Linked DNA regions of Mus musculus: regions 2 and 3 are each linked to region 1. Evidence: chromatin loops called from intact Hi-C (ENCODE). Cell type or tissue: heart. All regions are shown on one strand. Links, peaks and the distances in the headings refer to the core of each region. The heading gives the core; the rest is flanking DNA.

Region 1 (7,535 bases), core at 858-5,857:
AAGGCGTGTGCCACCACTGCCCGGCCCAAAGCAGCTTGCTTTATTTATTTATTTGTTTGTTTGTTTGTCTATCTATCTATCTATCTATCTATCTATCTATCTATCTATCTATCTATCTATTGGTCAGGGTTTTTCTGTGTAGGCCCTGGCTGTCCTGGAACTCATTCTGTAGACCAGGTTGGCCTTGAACTCAGAGATTTGCCCATTTCCACCTCCTGAGTGCTGGAATTAAATGTATGTGCCACCATCTTCCAGCAAAAGTGGCCATTTTAAAAGCTCACTGAGTATTCGAGATCTACCTGACAGTTACCTCATGCAGAGTGAACTGTGAACTGCAGCTGACTCCATGACAGGTGTTCATGGGATAGCTTCAGGATCCACTCTCCTCACACTGAAGTAGTGTGTGATCACCTGGGGACCTTGATTTAGACACCCGCCCCTCCCCCTGCCCACTGCCCCTAACCCTGTCTACTCCTCCTACCCCTGCCCACTCCCCCTGCCCACTTCCCCTCCCCGCCCCTGCCCACTCCCCCTGCCCACTCACCTCCCCCTGCCCACTTCCCCTCCTCCTCCCCACTGCCCCTCATCCTACCCACTGCCCCTCACCCTGCTCACTGCCCACTTTTCTGTGCCTTTTCTTGCATCGGCCCGCTTTTGTTCTCTTGTGGCCTTTCATTCCAGCCATGAAATCAAATGAGAGGAAACAGATCATAGATCAGAGCGAGACAGGAATCACCCTTCTTCTGGGGGTATAAAACTGTGTATCAGACAAATGTGCCAAACCCTCATGTCATTCTTGTGTGCGTGTGCATGTGTGTATGCGTGTGTGTGTGTGTGTGTGTGTGCATGTGTGTGGCATGTGTGTGTGTGTGTCTGGAACTCAAGACTTAGCATCATGTCTGGTATCCAGCAGTGCTCAATGTTATTCATTGAATGGATTTACAAGACTCGGAGTCTCATTGATTATGTGTGGATAATAGTAACACGTAGCAAGCGTAGGCTGAGTGTTCTTCTAAGCATTTTACAGATATTAATCTGGTCACTAAAACGATCCTATACAGCAGGTCATTGTGTCACCTACACTTTATTGAGACAAAGAGAAGTGGTTAGGCTAAGGTCACGTGGCCAGCGAGTGACTGAGCTCCGATTCCAGCCCAGGCAGCGGCTTCCAGAGCCCACACCCTACTTCCCACGCTGGAGGCCGAGACATAATCCTCACCCTGCAGGGTTATTATAAAGATCAAATGGAAGCGCCTAGCACTGTGCCTGGCACAATCTAACTGAGGCCGGGACTCCTGCACACTGTGGAAGGCATCAGGGAGCCAACCAGAGGTCGTAAATGCATCTGCCTCGCCTGTCATGTGGAGGAAGGGAAGCTCAGAGGAAGAGCTTCCCCAAGTCCTGAAAGGGTTCTCATTCTTTCAGATTGAGAATCAACCCAGGGGCTCTAGGCCCCTGCTTGAGTCAGCCTCTGATTGCAGCTGCAGTAATTATAGCTGCGTACTCCCGCTGGGTCCTGCACGTGGAGGCTGCTCTCTGTGGTGGGCTCAACACCATCTTTGCAGAGACTTAGATTGTTGCTGGTAAGGTTTTGGTGAGCCCTCCAAACCCACAGGTTCAGATGACAGTTGCTGATCTGGAAGGTAAACTGAGGTCCAGTTAGCCATATCTTACTTACCCAGAGGCGCACAGCTGGAACATATCAAGGGTGTGGCGACTCCACAGTGCTGGATCTTAAAGGGAAGACATGTAGGAGCCCTTGGGTCAAGAAAGACTTGTGAGCTTTAGACTAGGAGACTCTGAGAGAGTGTTAGATCCGGTCGGTGTGGGGTGAGGTCGGATTTAGGACACAGCAAGCCTTTAGAAGAGGTTGGCTTCCGATGAAGACATGGAGCAGGAGGGCCCCAGTGGACTGCCAGGGACTTAAGCCCAGTAGCAGGACTGGTTGGTGCTATGACCTGTGTCACCCTTAGCTAAGCCGTGCACGGATGTCTGTCTTTACAGCCAGTGAAGAGTGTCCTGCCGAGAAGTTAAGCTGCGGACCCACCAGCCACAAGTGTGTGCCTGCCTCATGGCGCTGCGACGGAGAGAAGGACTGTGAGGGTGGTGCTGACGAGGCCGGCTGTCCCACCTGTGAGTCCAGGGCCAGTGGTCAGGCAGCCTCGGAGTGATGACCTCTTCTTGGGAGGGTCGGCGGGAAGGGAAGAATAATGCTACCATTAGAAACAAACGGCTGGGCACGTAGGAGACATTCTCTTCTCTCACCCTCATGACCACCTCATGAATAGCCATTACCATCCCCATTTAATGGATGAGGAAACTGAGGCTCAGACAAGGGAGGAAACATGCCCAAGGCTGAGGGGGTGGAACTGAGATTCAAATTCAGGTCTACACACAGCTTTCTACCATGTCTGACATCTGCTCATCCATTCTACAATTCTACCGTTTCCACTGATCTCCGAACAAGAACAGGGGGACCAAAAACTGGGCTGTACGAAATGTGGTGTCTCGTGCCAGCACACTAGCAGCACTGGGGATAGGGCATGTGCGGACAGACTCTCAGGGTGTGAAGGACAACTGTTTCTGAGATCTCAGACTGGGGCGCATGTCGCATGCAGAGAAGCAGCCTCAGCAGGGACAGATGGAAGTGGCCATTGGGACGGTTCCACATGGCTGAACTTCAAACGCAGGATTATCTCCTTCTCAGAGAGCAGTCCAGCAAGGTTTGGGCTGGGGGTCTGGGGAGGACCATGGGGAGGACCATGCATGGCCTGATTCAGTTTACTTCTCTGGTACCCACAGTGTGCCAGGTCTGGAGTAAGGTTCTGAAAGGGACAAGACGGTGATCCCACATAGTCTTCCCCTGGGGACCACAGACTGACAGGCTGTGCTACTAGCCTGGGCTGAGATATATGTGGTCATTCCGGAGGAGGCGTGCCAGGCACTTGCCCACCACTGCCTCTCCAGGCATCTGCCCACTCCCCGCTCTCTCCCTAGCCACCTCTCCTGTTCCAGGAGCCAGGCCATCTCCTCTTAAGGCTTCTGAGATTCCAAGTGTGGAGAGTTGATGGGTCTGAAGCAGGAAGTGTGTGGATGGGGGTGAGGGTCCTGGCTAGAATCTACACTTTAAAACTTCAGCTGTGGAGAGATGGCTCAGTAGTTAAGAGCACCGACTGCTCTTCCAAGGGTCGTGAGTTCAAATCCCAGCAACCACATGATGGCTCACAACCATCCAATAATGAGAGACAGCTATAGTGTACTTTACATATAGTAAATACATGTTTAAAAAAAAAAAGAAAAAAAAAACTTCAGCTGTGATAGTTCTATGAGAACTCATCCACCCATGACAGTCCCCACCCCCCCAAAACAGGCCCAACCTTATAGTCACATGATCCTTCCATTATAAAGCTAGCAGCCACCATTGCAGGCGAGTAGGGAATTTGGGGACAGGGACATTTCCTGTTAATTAAAGAAACCAAAGCTGAGAGGCCCTATTGGGCTCGCTGTGGCCTGGGCAGGGAAGGAAACTGTCCTTCTCTGGCTCTCTGAGAGTTCTCCAGTTCTGATTGTAGATGCAGGGAGTGGGGCCCTGGCCTTGGTGGTGAGATCTGCCAGTCGCTTCAGAACCTCACTGGGAGTCCATTGTTATGAAACACTTCCTATCAGGACTCTCAGAAGGTGGAATCTTCTCTCCCTGGGCTTGTATGAACTGTCTAGACAGGCAGGCGGGTGTCAGCAGCAGCATCTTGGGGGTGCTTTCCCCTCTGGTGCCACCACATCCCAAAAGCCCAAGACAGGGAAAATGCAGCCGTCAGGGGCTTGGTAGAGCTGTCAGAAGAACATGACACGATCTGCTGACACTGTAACACCGAAGACATCACTTTATTTTATGTTCAGTAACAGTGAAAATTGACATCTTGTCGCCAGAAAATAGAAAGGTGGGTTCCGGGCGCCCCCGTGTGGAGAGTTGCGGAGCTGCTACTGCTGTGTAGTTGGCGATTAATAGCCACAGCATCCCTGACCTCCTTGAGCCCTCCCACGGGAGTTCTAAAGAGGGGGAGGAGGCAACACCCCAAACCAACCAAACAAAAAACAAGAAAGCTGAGAGAATGGGTCAGAGTAGACAGAAATGCTCTGGAACCCAAGTTCTGGTTCTCTTGTCACGTGTGACCCTGAGCAAGGTGCTCCCCTCTGAGCCTCAGGCTTCCTGTCTTTAAACTAGCAGGGGGGCTGGCTGGTCGCTAAGGCCTTTGCTGTAGACTTTGCACTAGCCTATCAGAGAGGAAGCCCAGGCTGCAGACAGGGCCAGGACCTGTTCTTTACTTCGTCCACACCCTGCAAGGGGCCTCCGTGCCCACCCGGTACCCAGACATGTGGGTGATGTGGGTGGATGTGAGAGGCACACAGGAGGCAGACTGGGCCAGAGGGAGATTTTCTAAACTGAAGCATGCGATGGATGGAGGTGGAGTTTGAGCCCATGCAGTGGAAACGTTCTGATGTAGAACTAGGAGCAATGGTAGGCTGCAGTGGGTTCCCAGAAGATGAAGCAACTTGAACAAAACCCTGGAGTGGAACTATGTGGTCATAGCCGGGGTATGTGCAGGAGTGAGGTGTGGGGACCAGGGTAGTAGATGCCAGGCTGGAGAATTAAATAGTCTTTGCAAGTGATATACACAACCATGCCACAAACGGACAAACTCCTGCCTTGTCATCTGGTGTCAGTCATGTTACAGATGATTTCCTATCCTTCAAGACAATAGGGCTCTGCAACCTTAGAGCCCCTCTCTGCCCCACCATGTTTGCCAGCTGCAGGGCAGAATATCTGTGTACTTGGTGAAGCCCAGAGACTCAGAAAGGGCAAATGTGGTCGGTCCAAGTTCAGCTCCCCTTTCAAGTCTCCAGCAGGACCTATTCCAGCCTGTAGGTGAGGTGAGAGTCAGAATTCCCTGTACCCCTGTAGCAGAAACAGCGGGCTGGGTCACAAGGGATGGGATCTGGCCGGCCGACCGGCTCTCTGTCCTGCGCAGTGTGCGCCCCGCACGAGTTCCAGTGCAGCAACCGCTCCTGCCTGGCCTCTGTGTTCGTGTGCGATGGTGACGATGACTGCGGCGACGGCAGCGACGAGCGTGGCTGCTCGGACCCGGCCTGCCCGCCCCGCGAGTTCCGCTGTGGAGGAGGCGGCACCTGCATCCCTGAGCGCTGGGTCTGCGACCGCCAGTTCGACTGCGAGGACCGCTCGGATGAGGCGGCCGAGCTCTGCGGGCGAGCGGGCCAGGGGACCACGGCCACGCCAGCAGCCTGCGCCCCGACCGCCCAGTTCACCTGCCGCAGCGGCGAGTGCATACACCTGGGCTGGCGCTGCGACGGCGACCGCGACTGCAAGGACAAGTCTGACGAGGCCGACTGCTGTAAGCCCCCTCCGTGTCACCCAGTCCCACCCAGAGCCTGCCGATATGACCCTCCTACTGGGAGTACAAACCCTGCTTTAACAGAGACTTTACACTGGGAGAATGAAGTGACTTGCAGGAGGTCACATGGCTGCTAAGGCTTGGAGCTCAGGTCTGACCCCAGAAGCCAGGCTTCTTCACTGGTGCCTTTGTCTCTGCTGTGTGGCCATTCCATCACACCCGTTGCTGCTCTTTACTGTTTCAAGGAGTCTGGCACTGGTCCCCATCCCCCACCCCACCCCCACCTCTGTCATACTGACGTAGGAGTGCCTTCCATACCGACCCTGTTAGAGTCTGCTGACTGTTCCAGCTCTGTTGGGTCCCTTCCAGGACTTTGGCTCTCTCTTCTAGGCACAACTCACACTGTGCCTTCTTCATCTGTGCGTTTCCCATCTCTCTGCACCTGAGCTTCTGAAATAGGCTCTTAGTCTCCGGGCTCCCCACCAACACCCAGCACAGTCCCGGGTTCAGGACAGGTTGACTGAGTGGACCACATCACTAAGTCATGAGCACCAGGGCTCAGTGGAAAAAGCTCGTGTCTGTGCTGAGGTGGTGGACAGGGAAACAGGAAACTGGAGTGCTGTGTGACCTTTGGCAAGGCCTTCCCCCTCTCTGAGCTTCAGTCTCCCCCATGTGTACACAGATGTTTTGGGTAGGTGTCCTTTGAGGTCTCCTAAGCTCAGTCACTGGTTCATTCTTTCCAGGGGCGGAAGGGACATGAGGTGGTGGGGAAAGCTGTTCTGGCCCTGCGTGGGTCCTGACCGCCTCTTGCCCTGTCTCAGCAGCACCAGGACCCTGCCGCGAGAATGAGTTCCAGTGTGGGGATGGGACTTGCGTTCTTGCCATCAAACGGTGCAACCAGGAGCGGGACTGCCCGGACGGGAGTGACGAAGCGGGCTGCCTTCAGGGTGCGTGAGGTCTCTGAGAGGAAAGGCCCGTGACCCTCCCAGGCTCAGAGAGAACAGAGCTGGGGGGGCTCCTCCCTCTAACTCTGAGATGATCCCTTCCACATCCCTTGCCCGTTATCCTTGGAATTCCTTCCCATGAGGATCTGGGGTCCAAGAACTGGACTTTTGGTTAAGGACTTTGTAAAGGCTGAAGAGGACTAAGGGGGTAAGATGGGCACTGCAGGGGATCTAGCCTTCCGCTGTCTGTCCACACCCGAGCTTCCTTGTGGCCTTCCTTACTAGTTCCTAGACAGGGCAGACTGAAGCCCTCTCCCAACCCCCTAGAGAGTCCCTCTCAATCTCAGGTGGCTTTGTTGGTCACTACCTGCCCTGCAGGGATAGAAACCCTACTCGCTCATCATCTGGGAGAGTTCATTTCAGAGTGGGCAATGAGGAGTGAACCATATCCCAGGCTCATGGAGCAAACATTCCCCCTTGGGACTCCCAGGACCCTAAGTGCCCCCAGGACAGACAAAGACTCTTGTGTGGATATATGAGGATCTGTCCTGTGAGAGAGAAGACTGTGGTTCCATTGTCTGTCCTGTGGTCCCCTAAGAGACCTGTTGGGTTTTGAACTCTGTGCGTTTTCTGTGGGCCTTGATTGGCCCTGCCCAGCCTTGTGCTTCCCACCCCCCGTCTCACAGGCACTGTCCACTCTCTTGTCTGGCCCGACAGAGTCAACTTGTGAGGGTCCCCGCAGATTTCAGTGTAAGAGTGGCGAGTGCGTGGACGGCGGGAAAGTGTGTGATGATCAGAGGGACTGCCGGGACTGGTCGGATGAGCCTCAGAAAGTGTGTGGTATGCTACCTGTCTACGCCTAACAGCTGAACTAATGCTCTCACCATGCTCCCTCCTGGCATCCAGGCTGGAGGCCCTCTTACCCTCTAGACCGAGTGTTCTCCTGTAGCCTCACACTGGGCCATTTGCCACTGGCATCTCTTGGTCTGTATTGTTGCAAAGCCCGGGGCCCTCTTCTGAAGCAAGGCTACTTCTCACAAAATCTCATTTCAGGCACTGAGCCTGTGCCCTCCACAAGTTTCTCCCTTCCTGTGTTCCCGTCCTGCTGATCTTCCCGTGACCTTGGCTCCTGAGCTCTTCCAGTCTTTGGCAGGACACCTTACAAAGTCAAAGGTTGGCGGAA
Region 2 (7,535 bases), core at 1,414-6,413, 110 kb before region 1:
CTCTGCACAGGATGGCTGGCAAATCTATGAAGGATTCCATAGGTAAGTAAAAAAAAGAAAGAAAAACATGTATAGTTTGAGAATAAGCACAGTAGTACCTGAAGGAAATTCAGAAATACATTTGGAAAGGAAGGAAGTCAGGACAAAAGCGGGGAGCACCCCTGGGGCAAAGCATTCAGAATGCCCTTTGTCCTTTGGGGTTTTAAGTTTTAGAACACAGGACAGCGCTCCTTTGATCTCAGAGGGGTGGCTTCCTTCTTGGAGACAACTTGTTCCACCAGCAGACAGTGGGGTGAGGAGCCCCAGGGGCAGTGCATGCACAGTGGGGTGAGGAGCCCTCAGGGGCAGTGCAGGCATAACTTGGTAATGTGAGGTAGAAAGCTCCAATGTATTCTGTAGCCCACGGGGTCCGACACCATCGGCATCACCACCATCTCTATCCGCGTTGGTGTCCTCCCACGGCTGCCTTCGTCCTGTCTGGACAAGCAGGAGTTCCTGGTCCTCAAGCTCAGAGGACAGCTTGCTTTCCTGTCCCCTTGCCCACACACTGAGCAGGCCTAACTCAGGAACAGCTGCGGGGAGGGAAGCCTGTGAACTGGGTGGGCCTGGGAGTTTAGGTAAAGAGGTGAGAAGGGCTGGGATGCTGGTGTGGACTTTGAAATGCATAACAAGTAAGCGTGAAAAGGGACTGAAGGTGTCTGGAGGGCAGCATGGGCTTTGATATGTAACCAGGGAAGTGGCAGGCAGGTTCTTGGTGCTCTGTGTGAGCTTTGATCTCTCTGACAGCAGTCTCTCTATGCTGTCTAGCTTGAGCTCAGCCAAGACTGTCTTTTGAGTTCCCATTTGGACCTGACACCAACCTCCCTCTGGAAGGGGCTTCTGACACCCCCTTTTTCCCAGACCCACTTTATCCACATTGGGGTTTGGGGCTTGTTCTTTTGATTGGTTTTCGGTTTAATGTGGTTTTGAGACAGGATCTCACTGTGCATGCCAGGCTACTCTTGAGCCTGCTATGCATCCTAACCTGACGTTGAACTCCTGATCCTCCTGCCTCTGCCCCTTCAGTATTAGGATCACAGATTTCAGCCACCACACCTGATCCACACTGGCACTTTGGTTTTCTTCAGGAGGACACGCTGGCTGGCTCTCGTACCAGTGACCAGCGGATAGCTAACCTATGGCTGCTCTGTGACAGCAGCGGGCTACCCAAGAGTGAAAAGGAGATTACCTGCAGCAATAGCGCAGGAAACCTCACACTGTGTCCCGCTGTCCGTGCATCTGAAAGCCCTTATGCTACACTACAGAGGCCAAACCCAGAAGACTGTGTTTGTTTGCTGGTTGTTTTTGTTTCGAGATAGGGTTTCTTGTCGCCCAGCCTGACCTTGAATTTGCTATGTGGGTAAGGATAGCTTTGAACTTCCGATCCTCCTCATATGCAATGATGCTGGGTTTATGTGGTTCTGTGGAGCAGACTCAAGACCTTGTGCGTGCTGAACAAGCAACCGAACCAACTGTCTGTGTTACATCCCTAAGCCTGGGATAGTCTGCAAAGAGATAGTCTAGGGCAGAGAGACCAGTGCAGTCAAAGCCAAGGTGGGTAAGAGACTGAGTTATAGAGAGACCGAGGCATATTGAGGATAGTGAAAACACATTTGTGGTGTGGGGTGACCCTGTTGGGCTTCTCAAACAGCACTGAATAGATTAGTTTTCTTTCTTTCTTTTTTTTTTTTTAAAGATTTATCCATTTATTATATGTAAGTACACTGTAGCTGTCTTCAGACACACCAGAAGAGGGCGTCAGATCTTGTTACGGATGGTTGTGAGCCACCATGTGGTTGCTGGGACTTGAACACTGGACCTTTGGAAGAGCAGTCGGGTACTCTTACCCACTGAGCCATCTCACCAGCCCTAGATTAGTTTTCTTGTGTGTGTTATACCTCAGTGCAGCTGTTTAGAAATCACTGTAGGGAATGGCCCGATCTCAGTCCCTACCTTAGTGGTTATGCTGTTGGGGTCCCTGCACACCCTCCTGGCCCGTACCTGAGACATACTGCCTTCCTCTACCCCCACTGGAGGGGTTAGATGGAACTGTTGACTCCTGAGGTGTGGCTGACTCTGACAGAAGCTAGTGAGGATTCCTGCCAGACGTGACATTCCAGTTAACTTGGGACAGGGTGAGGCATCCGCTCGCCTGTGACAGGTCAGGGGAAGCTGGGAACCAGAGGCAGAAAGCAGCCTGGCTTTACTGAGGAATTTAAGGGGCAGGAAGGGAGGGGCATGTGGTTTGCTCCTCTTAGAGAAAAATATATGTGACAGCTGGTAAGTAGGGGTCCCCTTGGGTTTTGACAGCTCGTGAGACTTGGGCTTTGGACTCTCCTGGGGCAGTGAAGGTCCCTAAGAAGCAGGCTATTGGGTTTTCATTTTAGAGGCATCCTGACAGCAGACACTGGGGCCCTGGGGTTCATACGCCAGGTTGGTTTATATTTTTGTATCTCAAGTGCACAGGGCTGCCACCCTTTAATTTTGCCTTAAAAAGCAACCACTATTTTCTATTTTGACCATCAGGTCAAAGAGGTAGAAGGAGGATAGGGTGGTGATAGGTTTTACAGCCCAGCGTTGAGAGGGAAATAATCTTACAGTGTGGAGCATACCTTAAAATCAGATTCGTGTGCCCAGAACTCAGGGAAGCAGAGGCAGGTGCATCTCTGTGACTTCAAAGCCAGCCTGGCCTGGTCTACATGGTGAGTTCCAGGCCAGCCAGGGACACATTGTGAGAACCTGTCTCAATCAATCAATCAATCAATCAATCAATAAAATGCAGCTTTACAAAAACCTTACCAGTCACCTGCGGACTTTCCCAGTCTTGGCCCAGGTTCTCAGACTGGCAGGGGCTTGGACACAGTCTGAATCCCTCATGGACTCCTCAGAAATGCGTGCAGCAAGCAGCTCACACCCTGAGCTCTTAGAGGGAGGGAGGGAGGGAGGGAGGGAGGGAGGGAGGGAGGGAGGGAGGGAGGGAAGGAAGGAGGGGAGCTGCAGGTAGCTGAAGCAGCCAGAGAAGGTTCTAGCTCTCTGTTCCTTATAAGATGACCACTAACATCTGCTTCTGTTCACACAGAGTGTGGCCTATCTGAATGAGATGTGTGTATATGAATGAACGTGCTGTACACGCCGGGATCTTACAGCCTTGCTGTATACAAAGGACTTCAGGCTGTTAGGTTACCTTTAATCATTTTGGTCCCGCGTGCTTAAATGGTAACATTTTTAAAATGTTGTGCAAAATAAAAAATAATATTGAATTAATTTCACCGGACTCCTTTCACTATTTAAAAAAAAACTAAAGTTAGACACCATGACGTGTGCCTGTGGGCCCAGCTACTCAGATGGCTGAGCTGAGAGGATAATTTCAGACTAGGAGTTTGAGACTGTCTCAGAAAAATCAAATAAAAACTTGGCTGCTATTAATAGAACCATGAGGCACATACGTCGCCTCACATTTATGTCTCCTCAAGCTGGTGTGTGAGCAGAAGCAGAGTGGAGGAGCAGTCGGGGACACGGTACATACGTGTGTGGGGTGCTGGTCCTGACTCCGCTAATGACAAGCAAGGGCTGAAGGTTTTCACAGCTTCAAAGAGGGGTAAGAGTGGATGTCTCTGCAGCCTTCTGGAAAAGTAGAAGCTATGGGGCTGTGTTCATTGTGGGAGGGATGAAGCAGGGGAGTAAGGGTCAGAGAAGTAGCTGAGGAGTGCTACTGGCTTGCAGTGGTCCTCAGGATTTGGGGTTCAGAGAGCTGCTCCAGAAATCTACTTCAAAAGCCCAGCGTGTATCAGGGAGGAAAGTCTGAGACGCCCCAGGGATTGCTGGCACTGGGTCACACAGTTCCCAACTTTGAGTCCCTGACTCTCCTTAGCCAGGGCTCAGCTAGAAAGAGAGTGTCCCATAATGGCTGACGGTTCCCCTTCCTGCCCAGCGCCCCAGAATTCTTTCTATCTGAGCCACAAGACAGGGTGGCCACAGGAACCTGGGGCCTGGTGAATGGTAGGCATATTCTCTGTCACTGAGCCACACTCCCAGTCAGTCTGTGTTCGTAGCTGAGACAGCACACTTGTAGGCTCTGGAGGAACACACCAAAGTGTGCTGTATCCTACATCTGGCGGATCCCACTCAGTTGGTGCTGTGATCGGCAGGTCTCAGCCCCATCTTACAGGAGGGCAAACAAAACCCGGGAAGAGGACAAGGACATGTCCAAAGAGGCTCAGGCATTTCCCAGTGGGCAGACGCATTCTCTCTGCTGACAACAGAAAGAAAAACATCATTTTCAAATTTCTGTGAGCAGAGGCTTTTGGTCCTGGCCTCTCCTCTGAGCTGCACTACCCATGCCCAGGATGATAGCTCGCTCGGCAGGCCTGGAAGTCCTCAGACTTACAGAGCAGAGCAGGCCTGCAGCCAGCCAGCTCCTTGAGGCTCTGTCCACCCAACCCAGGCCTGCGCCCTGGAGGTGCCATTTGTCACTGTGGCCAGCAGGGGGCACTCCAGGACAGTCAACTTCTCAGGCCACGGCCACAGGCATCGCCCAGGAATTGTGTCCTCCATACAAACATTCAACCCAGGGTCCCCATTTTTCTTCTCTTCGTAAGGACTAGACAGCCAGATATCTTGAACACATCAGGTTTAGACAAGTGTTTACCCACCTGATGCCTTGAGCAGGCCTGATGCTTCAGAAGGAACTGTGAAAGTCCCTGACAGAAAAAAAAATTGCAAGATAACACTTAGCTAGGTAGGCAATCCACTTATCAAGGAGCGGGTCAGAGGCTCTTGGAGTTGCAATGAGGGAGGTGCTGATTCAAAGGGCTTCTCAGGGAACCCCTTTAATCATTCACCAGGATGGGGTCTGCATGGGAGAGAATTCGGAATGTCAGAGTCCTGCCCCCTCTCCTCCCCTTTAATATTCACAGGAAGAACTTGGCTCCCTAGACCCAGGAAAAGCCTGAATCCCAGGCCCAGTATGTGGGTTGGGTTCCATCCTAAAGTCAACTCTAAGGTGACTCAGAACTCTCCCACCCCCTGTGCACAGGGGAGAGTAAGGGGCCTGGGGTCCAGGGGCAGGTCTGATCTGGTTATTTCTGGCATTGAGCAGGAGAGCCCACTGTGCAGACACACAGGAGCCAAGTTCTGCACTGAGTAGATAGCGCACACAACACAGTGACTCCCACACCTGCTTAGGACTGGTACTAGTGATGACTGTGTGTGTTGTGTAAACTGTAATCCATGGTGCTCTCACTCGGCAGACCTTCGCAGCTTCCTGTTCACTGCTAGCTCGTTCCTGACTCAAGCAGGGTTGGCTGTTTCCTCTGGCATCCGTTTCTGGGACAGCTTGCCCACCTGAACAGAGGCATGGATGTCTTCCATCTCCTGCCTACCCAGGGCCTGTGGTCTAGGTGATGCCAAGCCACGGAGCTGAGCACATGCCCGGAGTAGACCCCCACACCTTGGGGAGGGGGGTGTCTTCAGAGGACGTCCAGGCCTGCCGAGCAACCTGGGTGACTAGGGGCAGTAGTGCAAGCCAGTCACAGTCCATGAAGCTGTTTGCATCTGTAGGGAAGGCTGCTCTCCCTGTTCTCCGTGATATGAGGAACTTAGAGCCCACTACTCTGACTGCCAACAAACAGCAAAGCACTGAGCCTGGGCTCCCTCAACATGGCTCCATCTCTGGATCCAGCCACAACAGAGGGGAGCCCTCAACCTTTAAGTCCTGTGAGCCAATATTCTCAGTCTTTTTCTTCAGCTTAAGAAGTAAGCTTGTCACGCACAGCTAAAAAGCTCTTGTCTCTTATGGAACCTTTCAGAAGGCCTGAGCTTGGGCAAGTATTAGGCAGATCTGAGAAGAATTTAGCATGTGTCCTCAGTGGGACCCCTGACTGACTGGATCTGGGGAGAGAGCGAGAGAAAGGAACACAGAGTGTGGTACGAAGCCACCAAGGTGTGGCATTCTCAGAGACAGAGAGCAAGGCGTGTGTGTGTGTGTGTGTGTGTGTGTGTGTGTAAGACACCAGTTTGTCTTTTACAAACGACAACTGGTACACTGCTGGGACATCAGGCCTGCTCCAGTGGGCTGCCGTGTAATTGGGGTTCAGAGAGCCCTTGGCCTGGGGTGGCAGGTGCTCAAGAGGAGTACCAAGCAATCTTAAAAAACAGAGACACAGTCCGGGAGAGGGGAGACACAGCCCGGGAGAGGGAGGAGGAGTCCAGAGTCCAGGCCCAGCTGTGTGGAGAGAGGGCGAAAGCCTGGGGTGAAGACAAAAGATTTGGATGGGTCCAGAGAATCCCAAAGGAGTCACTGTTAGTCACTTACTAGCCCAGCTGCCAGCAGCCTGTAATACTGGTAAAGGACTGTGGCTCTCTCAGTCCTAGGACACCCTCAGATGCCACCTGCTTGGGCTGGAAACGTGAGTGAAGGAGGCCTAGACAGGAGCTTGATCCAAATCTTAAAAACAAAGAAGCAAAAAAAAAAAAAAAAAAAAAAAAGCAAACCAGATTGGGCCATTAGGACACCAGCCTGGTGGGTTACCCAGAATGGGCTCCTTTGTCTGGCACCTCTGTGAGGCCTGTCTTCTCCAGTTTGGGGGCCAGCACCCTCCCCCACTCCTTTCTTTGCCTTATGCTGTCTCAAGTCACAGCCAGCAAGGCGCTGGCAGGGAAACAGGTGGCTCACTTTCATTCTCTTTTCTCAAGCCTTTTGCATAGGTGCCCCCTTGGCACCTGACCCCAGCCTGAGCCCGCTCTCTGTATCTCTTCAGCAGTGTCTCCATCCATGAGGCTTCCAGATACCCCCCCCCCCCGTTAACCTGCACACTGTTTGTCCCCTCTTGGATCTCTCTGACCTTCAGACACACAGCCATGGAGTGGCCCACTGGACAAGAGCCAGGATGCCAGGCACTAAAGCCCCCATTTGCAAAGTGGAAGCAGGTGTCTTCGCGTGTACCCTCTCTTTGTGTCCTCTGCCTCTGGATGGGTTGGGGGAGCACTGTGCTCTGGCTGGGTTGTGGGGAGGGGAGCACTGTGCTCTGGCTGGGTTGTGGGGGGGCACTGTGCTCTGGCTGGGTTGTGGGGGGCAGCAATGTGCTCTGGCTGGGTTGGGGGGGAGCAATGTGCCCTGGCTGGGTCGGGGGAGCACTGTGCTCTGACTGGGTGAGTGGGGGGAGCACTGTGCTCTGACTCCCCGTGGTTCTGCTGCTTTGTCTTCAAGCTCAGTGATCCCTTGAAGGCTCTGCGCTGCTTCATTTTAACTCTGCCATCGGCATGGTGTCTGCCATCCGGGCCTTCCACCGACTGCTTCCTGCTCACTCCTCACTGTCCTCCTTTGTCTCCCGCCCTGTCTGATACCGACATCTCCCTCAGTTATACCTCAGAACCAGTTCCCAGGGAGATAGCACGGAAGGGTACAGCCTTGGGGAAGCCGTGAAGACAGGAGAGCGCTGCCCCCTTGAACGGGGTAGCATCCCTCTAACAAAGGCTAAGGAAGCTCCTTCCGGGGG
Region 3 (7,535 bases), core at 1,414-6,413, 420 kb before region 1:
AGTAAATAAGATTCCTCAGTGAAATTAGAATTCAGGAGAGAACTGGAAACCATGGGAATACACAGAGTTCACAGAATTCATTTTTGTTCATACAAACAACATTTGAAAAAGCCACAGAAGTTCTAGGAAAACAACAAAAAACTAGTCCTGAACGGAGTTTACTAACCCAGAATTCCATATTCAACATTTTTTTTTTTTGAGACAAGTAGCTTAGGATAGCCTACAACTTTTTGTCTGCCTCCACCTCCCACTGCTGGGATTACAGGCATCTGAGACCATGGAGCACCTATGTGGTGCTAGGATTGAACCTAAGGCTTTGTGTGTGCTAGGCAAGCACTCTACAACTGAGCTGCATCTCCAGGACCCATACTCAGCATTTATCTTCAAGCATGGTGGTGTAAACACATTCCATACAAAACCAGAAGTTCTTACGTGAACTCACCTAGGAGGTAGCTTCCCCGCGCCCACACCTACCCCTCAGCCCCTGGAAAATGGGAAGATGGTGAAGGAAGCAGGAAAAGCTGAGGGAAGCTAAGCATGAGCGTTGACTTGAACACAGCATCTCCGCAGGCTTTGAGTATGTAGAGAAGTGGCCTGTACATACAAAGGTAAGTCAGCATTCCGGAGTGAAAATGCTCTCAGGGCTTCCTGCTGTCTGTAAGATAAGAGTCCTGCTGTGTAAGTCGGCTCTTCTCAAGCTCCTAAGTGCCTTGGACCTCAGCCTTTGCCACCGTGTCCAGTGTGGTAGGCTTTGATATATTACAAGATGTGCACTGTAATTTAAGGATAATCACTAAAAGAATATAAATGAGAAAGAATGAAATTAAAAGATCATAAAGCAACCATAATGCTTTTAGTCCCAGCACTCAGGGGACAGAGACAAGTGGGTCTCAGAGTTCAAGGCTAATCTGGTCTACAGAGTGAGTGCCAGGACAGTTGGGCTACACAGAGAAACCCTGACTCAAAAAGCAACAACAAAAACAAAAAGCAAAAACCAGAATTAAACAGTTTAAAATTCGGTTTGCTGTTAGCAAGACACCTGTAAAAAGTACGGGGCTAGATATGCTGGAGATAAAAGGCCAGGAAAAGATAGAAATGCCCCTTTATATATCCAAGTGTCATTAAATAATAATAATACACCTGGTAACAGCCCCAAAATACAAAAAATATTAGCAAAGATGAGTCAGCCTTGAGAGCCACAGTTTATCTCATTGGCTCAAGGGAAGATGGGTGTTCAGCACTGGCCTTAGGGATATGCAGCTTGGAACTGTGTGAGATACTTTACAGACCTACCCGAAAACGGCTGACCCATGCAGAAATTAAAACTCATAAAGTTGGAAGGAATGAAAAAATGAGATCTGACACTGAACAGGGCTTTTCAGTTCCATCAACTAGCACTTGCCCAAGAATATAAAGGGCTTTCCTCTCCAAAAGCCGTCTCCACAAGATGCTTGCAACAGAACTTCCCCAATACGCTCAAATGCGGGGTTTGAGTATGTAGCCCTGGCTGGCCTCAACTTGGTCAAGAAGACTAACCTTAGCTGGCAGTCATGGTCTTGCTTCTGGTCATGTGTGTCCTTCCTTCCTTCTCTCCCTTCCTTCCTTCCTTCCTTCCTTCCTTCCTTCCTTCCTTCCTTCCTTCCTTCCTTCCTTCCTTCTCTCCCTCCCTCCCTCCCTCCCTCCCTCCCTCCCTCCCTCCCTTCCCTCCCTCCCTTCCTTCCTTCCTTCTCTCCCTTCCTTCCTTCCTTCTCTCCCTTCCTTCCCTCCCTCCCTTCCTTCCTCCCTCCCTCCTTTCCTCCCCCTCTCCCTCTTTTTTTTTCTTTGTTGTTTCTCTGTGTAGCCCTGGCTGTTCTGGAACTTTGTAGACCAGGTTGACATCAAACTCAGATCCACCTGCCTCTGCATCCCAAGGGCTGGGATTACCAGCCACCATAAGGTGGTAAGCCACCATAAGATTAAGGTGGGTGCCACCATAGCCCAACCCTTATTTCTTGGAAACACCATTTCCCTTTTTAGTTGAGGCTAGCTTAGAAAGTGCCACCCTGGGGTTATAGGTGTGCCACACTGTGTCAACTAATCTTGCAGTGCCAATAGTCCTCCAAAGAGCAAGCTGCGTGACTGTGAAGGAAGGAAGCATTGAGACAAGGAAACACAAGCCATGCCTCTGTACACAGTTTCAAGAGAAGGTGACAGTTCATGGTCACAGAAGTCGGGATGGCGACAGGGGAGAGGCTGTGTGCTGACTTGGAAAGGAATGAGGCGACTTCTGAGCTTCTGGAATGTGTTGATTTGAATCATGTGAGTGAGTCGAGTATGTAAGGTTTCTATACTTTGATGTACATAGTGCCTCAAGGCGGGAAAATACGTGGAGTCTAACAAAATTACAAGGAAAAAGGTAATTAGAATAAGACACAATATCTTCCAGTTCTAGACAGGACTAGACTTTAGAAGTCAACATTTAGAATGTTTGCGTGGTGCAATTGGGAGAGGACCTGCTGTCCACACAAGGAGCGCCTGGAGAAGAATAGCCATTGGCATTCGTGTAGAATGTTCATACTGCTTCTAAAGCAAGTCTCAAGCAGTTTCTAAGGATCAAAATAACTTAAAAGTATGTCTCACCTGGTATGGTAAGCCTTTAACCCCAACACTCAGGAGGCAGAGGCAGACACATCTCTGAGTTCGAGGCTAACTTGGTCTACAGAGTGAGTTCTAGGACAGCCAGGGCTACACAGAGAAACCCTGTCTCAATAAATAAACAAACAAATTGAAGTATCTCCGTAAGGCAATCAAGGTAGATCCAAATGATAAGAGTTTTCCTTGTTTTGAAATTAGGAAAGATACTTTTAAATCACCCACAGCCCAAGAGGAAAATAATGGTAGATGTTAGAAAACTCCTTTTCAGTGAGTGATTATGTTGAAACATGCGAGATTTCTCTAAATGCATATATTAGAAAAGAAAGGCTTGACATGAATGGGTTATGTATGACTTCAAACACCTAGAGTAACCGTGCTCGCTGCAGCCTACCTCTGCAGTGCCGGAGCCACGGTCATCATGGGGCTTCTCTTCCGGTCTGTGAGTTCCTTGGGTTCAGGGACCGTGGCTAATTCATATCCCCAGTGCCTTTTTTACATGGTTGCTCCTTAATCAGACTTAAACTCGGCACTGTTAGGGATGTCGCTGACCCAAGGACTCAGACTCCGTGTTTCTGAACGTGAACACTTGGTGATAAGGAATCGAGTGAAGCTCATTGGGGCAAGGGGCACGGTCCGTTTTCCTGTTTGCTTAGGAGAAGGCAGAAGGTTGATTATGATAGGAAATTTCCATTTTAACACGGCCAGAAATTAACTAAAAAACAAACAAGCAAACAAAAGTATTAATACAGTGGATACCAAAAAGCACACTGTCCTGTGACGCAAGTTTACAGCTCCTGTTTGACCCCACACCTTAGGAGATGCGCGTGTGCTTTATATGTAAACATCTCAGCCAACGGACTCTGCCTGAAGAAAGGGGTCCCGACAGCTTCCTAGCGGGGTTTCTGGGCCCTGTGTTAAGGGGGTTGCGAGGCAGCGGCCTTTGTAGTGAGCTGTTCACTCCCGCTGAGTCAGACGCGCTCCCTGGGCTCTTCCTTCCTTGGGTAACGTTCCTAATGATGCATTCTGACGTTTTTTCACCGCTTTCTCCACATTTGTCACCACTTCTGCGCTTGGATCTTCATGCTGGAAAATCTGAGGCTTACATGGAAGATTGATTTTTAATGCCCCTTGTGTTGTTGTTTTTCTGCTATAACATTTGCATGCAATTATGGTATTTTAAAAATAGGAGACCATGGAGTTTGCAGGGGAAAAAAAAAAAGACCCTTCTGGGTGGATGAGCCAATGGGAAGGCTGGCCTTTAATTTTGTTAACATCGCAATTACATCGTGGTAACCCTTGTGAAGATTTCTGTCCCTTGTAATGCAACACCTGGTGTTTGTTCCAGCGACAAGGACTAGATCTTGGTAGACTCACCCCTTGCTCAATCTTGGGAAGAGGTGCTTGGGAAACTTGTTTCCACTGGCCAGCAGAGGTCACTATTTCAGAGTGGTCCGAGGGACAGTTTTCCATAGTCCACATGCCTCTTTTGTTTGCAAGAGTGAACTTTTTAAAAAAAATTCATTCTTTTTTTTTCTCCCTGATTCCCAAGTACTTTACAAAGTGAGTTATTCATAAACATTGTGTTGAAACGTAGAGCTGGCTTGAGAAGCCCTCTCTAGGCCACCGCTTACACAGTGAGAATAGTGACCACTTACTAAGCACCTACTACTGCCCGGCAGGCCTGTGCTCTGCCGGCTGCACGCACAGCTTTATGTATGCAGCCTGTCTGCCTTTCAGGCTTCTTGGGCCACTTTGGGCAAGCCGGTGGGGAGAAGTGAAATGATCTATGGTGTGGATCCATATACAGGGAGATCTGTGCTCAAAACTAAGTGCTTAACCATTATGGAATTATTTTTACCAAAGGAATATTTCAGTGGCTTCAAACAACAACCACACAGCTTGTATAAAGTATGTATATTCTTTTTTCACTTTAGAAACATTTATTTTTACCTATGGGCGTGTGTGTGCTTTTGGAAGGTAGAAGAGGGCATCATATCCCCTGGAGCTGGAGTTAAAAGCATTTGTGAATTGTCTGTTGTGAGAGCTGGGAATTGAAGTCAGTCAGGTTCACTGGAAGAGCAGTAAGTGCTTTTAAGCCCATCGCTTAAAAATCAAAATCAAAAACAAAAGCGCCTGGTGGTTAAAGGACCGTGTGCATGCTAGGTAAGCACTCTGTCACTGACTACGCCGCAGCCCTAGGTCTTACTTCTTATTTACTTTATTGTGCGTGTGTATGGGGGTATTTGTGTGGAGGCTAGAGGACAGCGGTGGCTGTCATCCTCGGGAACACGGTCCACTTCCTTTGTGATAGGGTTTCTCTTTGGCCTGGAGCTTACCAGTTATGCTGAGCTGGGTGAGTTGATGGCTACATAGCATTTTTATATGGATTTTGGGACTGGAACTCAGGTCCTCATGCTTGTAACACAAACACTTCACCAAAGAAGACATTCCTCCAGTTCACTTCTAATTGTCAGACGGAGTCTCATTAAAGTGCTGAGGCTGGCCTTGAATTGGCTCTGTAATTCAGGCTAGCCTTGAACTTGAATTTTTCTTGTCTCAGCCTGCACCACCGGGCCTGGTGTCTATGTGTCTGGTGTGTGTATAGTGTGTGGGTATATGTGTATGTGTGGTGCGTATGATGTGTATGTGGTGTGTGTGTATGCTTTGTGTATGTGTGTTATGTGTGCATGGTGTTTATAGTGTATATGTGTTTATATGTATGGTACATATGTGTGTGTGTATAGTGTGTGGGTGTATGTGTATGTGTAGTGTATATGATGTGTGTATGGTATGTGTATGTATGTGTGGTATGCATGGTGTGTGTGTGTGTGAGTGTGTGTGTGTGTGAGTGTGCAGGCCCGTGCATGTGAACAGGCGGAGGTCAGCAGACATGGTTCAGGGGTCATTCTCCTTGCACCATGATTTCCGGGGATTGAGCTAAGGTAGTCAAGCCTATGTGGCAAGTGCTTTTCTGAGCAGAGCCATTTTCTAGGCTTCTCTGGCCTGAGAAGTGTGCATTCTTGAAGCAAAACCATAGAAGTAGCTTGACTTTGTATTTTCTTTTCAGGATTTTAAGGATTATTTACTCAAGCTTCCTACTCAAAAAGAAATTATTTGTTGATGAAATGGAAAGACCAGTTTGCCCTAGTAGGCTTTATATGTTCATGTTGTAAAGTTAATAAGTGGATGTTCCTTGAAGCTAGAGAGACCTATGAGGACAGCTAGGTCACCATTGGGTAGCAAGTGGGCAGCTTGACCCTTTTCCTGGAAAAAAGTATTGTGTTTTGGTAGCTGCTAAAATAGTGCTTTGGATTTCAGACTCTCCCATATTGGCCTGGCACACTGCTGGTCATTAGTCTTCAGATCTTTTTGTGTTTTGTGTTGCTGTTAGCCATCAAAGTTATTCTTACAATATAAAATTATATTGTCTTAGTTTTTATTCCTCTGGTTTTTAAGAAAAGATCTTAGTCTGTAGCCCAGGCTGCCCCTGAACTTGCTGACGATCCTCCTGGCTCAGCCTCTGATGTTTCAGTTCTCAGGGAGAGAAATAGCAGATTTGGTCTCTTCTGGGGACCATTGACAAGAATTGCTAGTGGAATGGTTAATGGATGCAGGTGTGAAGGAGATGCAATTGTTAGTATTGACTCTAAGGATTTGTCCAGCTTGGCTGGTTGAAGGAACAGGTTTGTAGGGAGCAGGGTAGGGGGCTAAGTAGTTAGTCATCTTTGGTTGCATATTCCTGAAGCAACAGCAACAACAAAATGGTGGTGTCTAAGGAGCAGAAATCGCATGTTTCTTTCATTAAAAAAAAAATCGGGCTAGGCTATTGGTACTGTTATGGGATTCCCTGAGCTGTCCAGGATTCAGGCTCCTTCTAGGCAAGGAGGAGAGAGATGGAAGGATTAGTCTCCTTTCCTAAGCAGGCCTGAAAATACATATGCTTACACTCTTGTCTCATTGGCCATAGTGGAGTCACATGGCCATATTTGATGACAAGAGTCTGGGAAATGTCTTTTAGAGGTTGTATGCCATCCCTTAATATAGTTGTGTTTTATTACTTGAGAAGACGGAAGAACGAACAAGGTGGGCATCAGCTCTTCTTAGAATTCAGAAGTGAGTTCCTGTCTCATCTCTAGCACCGGCTAGCTTCGTGACCTTGAGCTGAGGTTCCCACTCCACTAAACCTCCATTTCCACAGCAAAATCAAGGAATTGGCATGAACAGCTCGGAAGATCACTTTTAACTGTAACATTATGAATAAGTCCTTGGGCTTTGTGTACAGAGGGCAGATACAGAGTTTAATAAAAGAGATAAGTGTTGGAGAGAAAGGTTTTGCAAGAAGATGTCTATCAAGCCATTGTGATGGCCTGTACCTGTAGTCCCAGTTATGGGGAGGCTATGACAGAAAGATCACTTGAACTCATGAGTTTGAAGCCACTCTGGGCAACATAGCAAGGACCTATGGGGGAGAAGAGTGGGGAGAAAGAAAAAGGTTTTTCTTTTTTTTTGAGACAGGGTTTCTCTGTGTAGCCCTGGCTGTCCTGGAACTCACTCAGTAGACCAGGCTGGCCTTGAACTCAGAAATCTGCCTGCCTCTGCCTCCCAAGTGCTGGGATTAAAGGCATGTGTCACCACAACCCAACAAAAAAAAAGTTTTTTTTCAAATGCTTTAAAGCTGGTTTTGTAATAGATTTTGTAATTTTGTAGTCAGACTTACTGTTGAATAGGGTTTCGTTCTTGTTTTGAGAATGCTTTGTGCGTGCAGAGAGGACTAAGATGTGCCTGAGAAAAGTGCATAGGCACGGCAGTGCTGTGCGCCCTACGGAGAGTAGATGCTCATTGAGTAACTAAGAAGAAAACTGAGCGGGCGTGACTCATCTGGTCTGCTCGCTCATAGAGGC

The links. A loop is a pair of places that touch in the nucleus more often than their neighbours do. Peaks named below come from ENCODE experiments on the same cell type or tissue, not always from the same donor. Only the 100,000 strongest peaks of a DNase experiment are listed, where the experiment ranks them.
Region 2: it touches region 1 in a loop (9-fold over the local background); 40 of 42 quality-filtered maps call a loop at or near these places.
Region 3: it touches region 1 in a loop (4-fold over the local background); 5 of 42 quality-filtered maps call a loop at or near these places.

Annotation. Positions count from the first base shown.
Region 1 is chr4:107,841,212-107,848,746 of GRCm38, forward strand. Lrp8 (low density lipoprotein receptor-related protein 8, apolipoprotein e receptor) reads left to right here. Exons shown (of 20, transcript NM_053073.3): 4 at 2,005-2,133; 5 at 5,028-5,408; 6 at 6,233-6,355; 7 at 7,070-7,192. Among named protein-coding and RNA genes, the nearest start is that of Lrp8os2, 22 kb to the left of the region's middle. In heart, for the core only: a CTCF peak has its summit at 3,960 (motif pointing left); no DNase peak of the experiment used is centred there; H3K4me3 peaks cover 905 bases; H3K27ac peaks cover 704 bases; H3K27me3 peaks cover 3,177 bases.
Region 2 is chr4:107,733,595-107,741,129 of GRCm38, forward strand. The region is part of intron 3 of 1700047F07Rik (a long non-coding RNA gene); the gene reads left to right. Among named protein-coding and RNA genes, the nearest start is that of Gm12907, 22 kb to the right of the region's middle. In heart, for the core only: a CTCF peak has its summit at 4,515 (motif pointing right); a DNase peak (open chromatin) is centred at 4,517; H3K27me3 peaks cover 3,263 bases.
Region 3 is chr4:107,418,298-107,425,832 of GRCm38, forward strand. No RefSeq gene overlaps it. Among named protein-coding and RNA genes, the nearest start is that of Glis1, 13 kb to the right of the region's middle. In heart, for the core only: a CTCF peak has its summit at 4,063 (motif pointing right); no DNase peak of the experiment used is centred there; H3K4me3 peaks cover 924 bases; H3K27me3 peaks cover 577 bases.